2 separate regions of the Homo sapiens genome follow, and region 1 is linked to region 2. A link is an interaction called in ENCODE POLR2A ChIA-PET data of the cell type or tissue named here. Cell type or tissue: K562. All regions are shown on one strand.

Region 1 (2,500 bases), 80 kb before region 2:
GCCTCACCAGCTGTGTGATTTGGTAATTTGGCCAGATTAAGGAAGGAAAGCGCGTTCGCCTGGAGTGTGGAATGAACGTACAGGGTGATCATTACCGTTTTCAGCGCTGCCGTCACTGTCGCCGCATGTGAGACACCCCCTCCTCCCCAAGGCCAGTGATTGCGCCAGAGCTCCTGCGCGCTGGCAAGCAGGTGACGCCGCGGGTGACGGCCAGCCAGGGCGGGGGTTGTGGGGGCGGGAGGCAAGGGGAGAAGAGGGCATGTTCCCATCGGTGAGGCGAGAACTCACCCGTGGTCCAAAGCAACGAGGGCGGGGGGCACCCTCCATCTCTACCGCACTCCCTCGGGGCACACACTGGCGCGCTCCGCGTCCTCAGGTGCTCCGAGCTTCCCCGCGTCACCCGCAGCCCAGGGCGCCCCCCGCGACGCCGCCATTCATTCCTCCTACACTGCGAGCGCACCACTCCAGAGCCGCGGGGGGCTACAGCCACCGGACTAGGGCTGGGGGTGTCTGCCCTGGTGCGCGCGCGTCGGCCCAGTTTCTATAGACCCCTCCTAGGAGAGACTGAAATACCCAGATTCAGGAGACGGAGACACTGGCACAGAGATACAGGAGTCAAGAATGGAGATAGATAGAGAAAGGCAGACACTTAAGGGACAGGCATAGACAAAGGCCATAACACAGCGAAAGAGATACGGGGCACAGAGACAGAGAGATACAGACACTTAGAGATGGACTGACACACACAAAGGCGGAGACAGAGACACAGACCGGCACTCAGAGGCGCACGGACCCTGACGATCTACTTAAGACCAGCAGAGCAACTAGTACAAGAGCGCGTCAGCGGCAAGGGCACCATCCCACTGGCCCGAGCTCTTCCCGCGCTGTGGGTTCGTGCCTTCCCCAGTCACCCTGTACCCGAGTCTCCTCCCCGCGCATTTCCCGCTCCCCGCTTTCCATTGCCAGCCCTGCGGCCGCCTTCCCGCCCCAACGCGCCCGGCCAGCTTTTGCCCTCCTGCTCCCAGTCCCCCTTGCACGCCTCTCCCAGCCTAGGGGTCAGACCCTCCTCCAAGCTCCTCCAGTACCAGGCTCGATCCCACCCCCCTTCGGTCCCGCCCCTCCCCGCGAGGTCCCGGCCGGGTTGGCTGGTACTATTCCCCAAGACCCACGTGCTGGCCATTCCCCGCCACAGTGCGGGAACCTCCCACTCCAGCTGCCTCTGTTCCCGGGGTAGCTGGGCGCGCTCCTGCCCCCGGCCCCGCCTCTTTCCCCTGGCCAGTGCCCGCCCCGCCTCCACCGCGCCCCGCCCGCCGTGCTCTGCCGCAGTCGGGCGCTCATCGTCATTCCGCTCTTGCCGCCGCCGCCGCCACCCCCGCCCCCCGCCCCCGCCCCCGCCCGGTCCCCGCCACCGCCGCCGCCGCCGCCTGCCCAGCGGCCCGGGAGGCGGAGGCGCGGGGGAGGAGGCCCCGCTTGGCTCCTCAGCCCCGGATGCTGCATGACTTCATCCTTCCGCCGGCTCCCCTGCTGAGGTAGGGCCGGTCCGGCAGCAAGCCCGCCGCCCGCGCCCCGCCGCAGTCCCGCTCCCGCCCCGCGCCCACCCCGCGCCCGCCATGTCCGAGATCCTGCCCTACAGCGAAGACAAGATGGGCCGCTTCGGCGCAGACCCCGAGGGCTCCGACCTCTCCTTCAGCTGCCGCCTGCAGGACACCAACTCCTTCTTCGCGGGCAACCAGGCCAAGCGACCCCCCAAGCTGGGCCAGATCGGCCGAGCCAAGCGAGGTACGCGGCCCGGGCCCGGAGTCGCCGCCTGACCCAGAAACCCTCCGCCGGGCGCCCCCCGGCTGCCGTTCCCCGCCGAGTGCCCGCAGCTCTTGCCGCAGACCAGCGCACCAGCCGCTCTCCAGCCCGGGCTGGAGGGGGGGGTCCCCGCTGCAGTGTGTGTCCCCCTCTTCCCTTCTCCCGGGAACACGGTGCCCCGGATTCGATGCTCGCCACCTCTGGAAGCAGAGCCCTGGCACCCGGGCGAGGGGGAGGGGCCGGTCGGGGCATTTGGGGCTGCACGGAAGTGGGAGCACGGGGTAACGGGCTGATTCTTTGGGATCAAATACTGAGTCGGTGGACAATACGAAGAACCTTCGGGTCGAGAGGGACGTCTAACAAGAGAGGGCAGGAGGCCGGGGGTCCGCTTGTCTTGGTTGTTTGCATGGGGAGGGGAGCTCTGTTGGTGCCAGGATCGGAAGAGGGGTTCCAGCGGCGAGAGGGCTCAGGTTGAGGAGAGGGCTGGACCAGCTGGATACTCGGTTTGAGCCCCATTTGAGCAGGGGGATCTGTTGAAGTGCGGGTTGAAGAGGGGGATTCCGTGAGCAAGAGGTTTCTGATCAACTCAGAGGGAGGAAGGCTCAGGTGGCAGGAGGGCTCGCACTGGGAGGGAGAATAGCTGGAGCCTTTGGAAGAGGGGCGTTCCGCCATCGGGAGGGGAGGGGGTCTAGGCTTGGCGGCG
Region 2 (2,500 bases):
ACAGATACATTACAAAGGCAATGTATTCCCTTTGTAATGTATACATTACAAAGGGAAATGCCAAAGCATCTTAAAAAATAAGCACGTGCATGAACCCAAATGCAGGCGTGTACATACTCACATGGAGGTATAAAGACTGACAGTACAAGCAGAGGCTCCTAGAAAAGCAAACAGGCACACTCCCCTGCCCCTCATTCAGAAGGATCAAAGCTGAAAACAAGAGGGTATACTGGGATCTTGAGCCCTGCTGTGGCCTAATGAAGGAAAGACTCACTTCCACACGATGGCATTCTCGCTGGCCTTGTACTTGGCCTTCCCCTTCATGCAGATCACCTGCACCCCGCTTGTGTTCAGTGGGGTTGGGATCCTCACCTAGAAGTGACACACCTGTCAGGGAGCTCTGTCAAGCTGTGACATCAGCTACCTTTATTCCTAGGGACAAGTTCTTCCTCCTCCTTGAGCCCCCTGTCCTCACCTCGATCTTCTGAGCCAGCAGTGAGGGTTTAAAGTTGGACTTGATGACCACCTTGACCTCCAGTTTGGTGCGTCCCACTTCTCGCACTAGCGGGATCACCCGGAAGGGAAGGATGATGTCCTTGGTTGTGCGATACCTTAAGGGATGGGAAGCAAGGTTACCAAAGAGCTGACCCACTTCCTCTCCCCAGTCTGCCAGCAGCACTAGCTGCCTCCTCACACCCCAATGGCACCTCATAAGCTCAAACTCTCCATCTGGCGGGATAAAGCTGATGCTGCGTTCAGAGTCAAACTTGCTGAGTCGCACACACTGGTGGAAGGTGCAGTCATCAATGGCAATTGATTGCTTCCCGCTGCAAGCAGGGGCAGAAGAGGTCTCATTGGTACAGGAGAATGACAGCTGTCATGCTGGGAGACCACTCCACCCCAGGCTGGCACCAGAGACTATGAAAAGCTGCTAGAATGCAGCTTTGTGACTCGGAGGTCTGCCCCAGAGCTTGGGATGAGAGGGAAGCCTTGCAAGCTCATCTCTTGGGGCTCCTTCTGCTAGGGACCTGGGTGTTTCAGGCACACTGGGCAGAGGCTGTCAGTATGTACAGAAAAGGCCTTGGTCCTAGGGACCAAACAAAGGGGCTTGCTCTCTGAGGACGATCCCCTCATCTCTCGTAGCACTAATGTCAAGAGCGAACAGCCAGGCTTACCGTCAGGAACAGAGTTTGCAATTACAGTGGGAATGAAATCCAGAAGAAACTTGTGGTTCACTAGACCCCACTGAGCCCTCCAAGGGACACCCTCTCCCACCAGCTCTCCTGCCTCAGGCACCTCTTGCTTGTTTCATCAGCTGTGCCTTTGCCCTGCTTTTCAATAACAATCTTGTCATTCATCCCAAACTTGCATTCAGGCATGCCACTCAGGTAGCTCTTCATCACCACCCGGCCCGACACATGGGCACTCAGCACCTGCCCTGGTGATGGAACAGATAAATGGGGAGCAGCGGAGTCAGGCAGGCAGGCCCAGGATCCTGCCCTGGGCCCCCTCCAACTTTGTCGTGAGAGGGACCTCACCTTGTGGGGACATGAGCAGGTTCACACTCTCCAGCACATCCAGGAAGAGCTCATTCCGACGATACTTGATACCCTCTCGCCGCCAGCCAATCTGCCCAGTTACCTGGCTGGTGATCTGTGACTGCTCTTCTTTTGTCTACATGAGGGCAGAAACAAACAGCAATGGCCTCACTCCTCTGTCCCTTTAATCATCCTGTCTCTATCCCCACTCCACCCTCATTCCCCATCCCTTCTAGTCCCCACCTGTAATCCATTTTCCCCTATAAGCCCCAAAGGGCAGGGCCTGGAGAAACAAAGCAAAGCTGCAAGGGTGGAAGCTGAGGGAAGAGCTTACCTGATGCTGGAGGCCGCAGGGCCAACGAGGTGCCCACATGAAGCAGCAAGGGAGGCAGAAAAGGAGGAGAAAGCTATGAGGCTTGGATCCTAGAGGAGAGGGCCCAAGCTCGCTCCTCCTGAGGAATACCAGGCCTCAAGACCAGGCCTCCTCCCCCACCCCTCAGTGCAAAAGGAAACTGCTTGAGCTGTATTCCTGGTAATAGAGATGCTGAATTGGCTGCTCCTGCAGTGGGAGGACCACACAGAGCAAAATCGGCCTGCAATCATGGCAGGAGGCTCAGGCCAGCACTTCCTGTCATGGGAGGGCTCATGAGTCAGCTCAGACAAGGCTCAGGGGCCAGCTGAGATGAAGGGAGATTGGACTCCACCCTGACTATAGTCTGCACAATTCAAGTACCTGACTCTTGATGCCCTGCTGCGTGATGAAGGTTTTCAGCGCGCCTGTCTCGGAATTCTGTGGGTAGCCAAAGTCTAGAATCTCTGCAAAAAGAAGGGAACCATCAGCCCCTGGACAGAGCTTCTTCATTCCAGCCCCTACTTGGGCCTACACATCTGACCGGCACAGCTCCCAAAGCCCATGTGGGATCATCCGCAAGAAAGTCTTCTAGCTTTGTAGCATTTATTCT

The links. Peaks named below come from ENCODE experiments on the same cell type or tissue, not always from the same donor. Only the 100,000 strongest peaks of a DNase experiment are listed, where the experiment ranks them.
Region 1: POLR2A ChIA-PET joins it to region 2 with 8 read pairs; 12 of 35 experiments call an interaction of 5 or more read pairs at or near these places.

The regions. Positions count from the first base shown.
Region 1 is chr3:184,260,396-184,262,895 of GRCh38, reverse strand. The region is part of intron 2 of EEF1AKMT4-ECE2 (EEF1AKMT4-ECE2 readthrough); the gene reads right to left. It overlaps CAMK2N2 (calcium/calmodulin dependent protein kinase II inhibitor 2), which reads left to right and starts at 1,343. Exons shown (of 2, transcript NM_033259.3): 1 at 1,343-1,779. The coding sequence starts at 1,611. RefSeq lists enhancers at 1-251, 2,137-2,500. In K562, no CTCF peak of the experiment used is centred here; DNase peaks (open chromatin) are centred at 1,245, 1,465, 1,985 and 2,355; H3K4me3 peaks cover 2,296 bases; H3K27me3 peaks cover 1,649 bases.
Region 2 is chr3:184,180,023-184,182,522 of GRCh38, reverse strand. AP2M1 (adaptor related protein complex 2 subunit mu 1) reads right to left here. Exons shown (of 12, transcript NM_004068.4): 4 at 2,272-2,354; 5 at 1,873-1,878; 6 at 1,539-1,674; 7 at 1,297-1,438; 8 at 708-827; 9 at 476-611; 10 at 275-372. Among named protein-coding and RNA genes, the nearest start is that of ABCF3, 4.9 kb to the left of the region's middle. In K562, no CTCF peak of the experiment used is centred here; no DNase peak of the experiment used is centred here.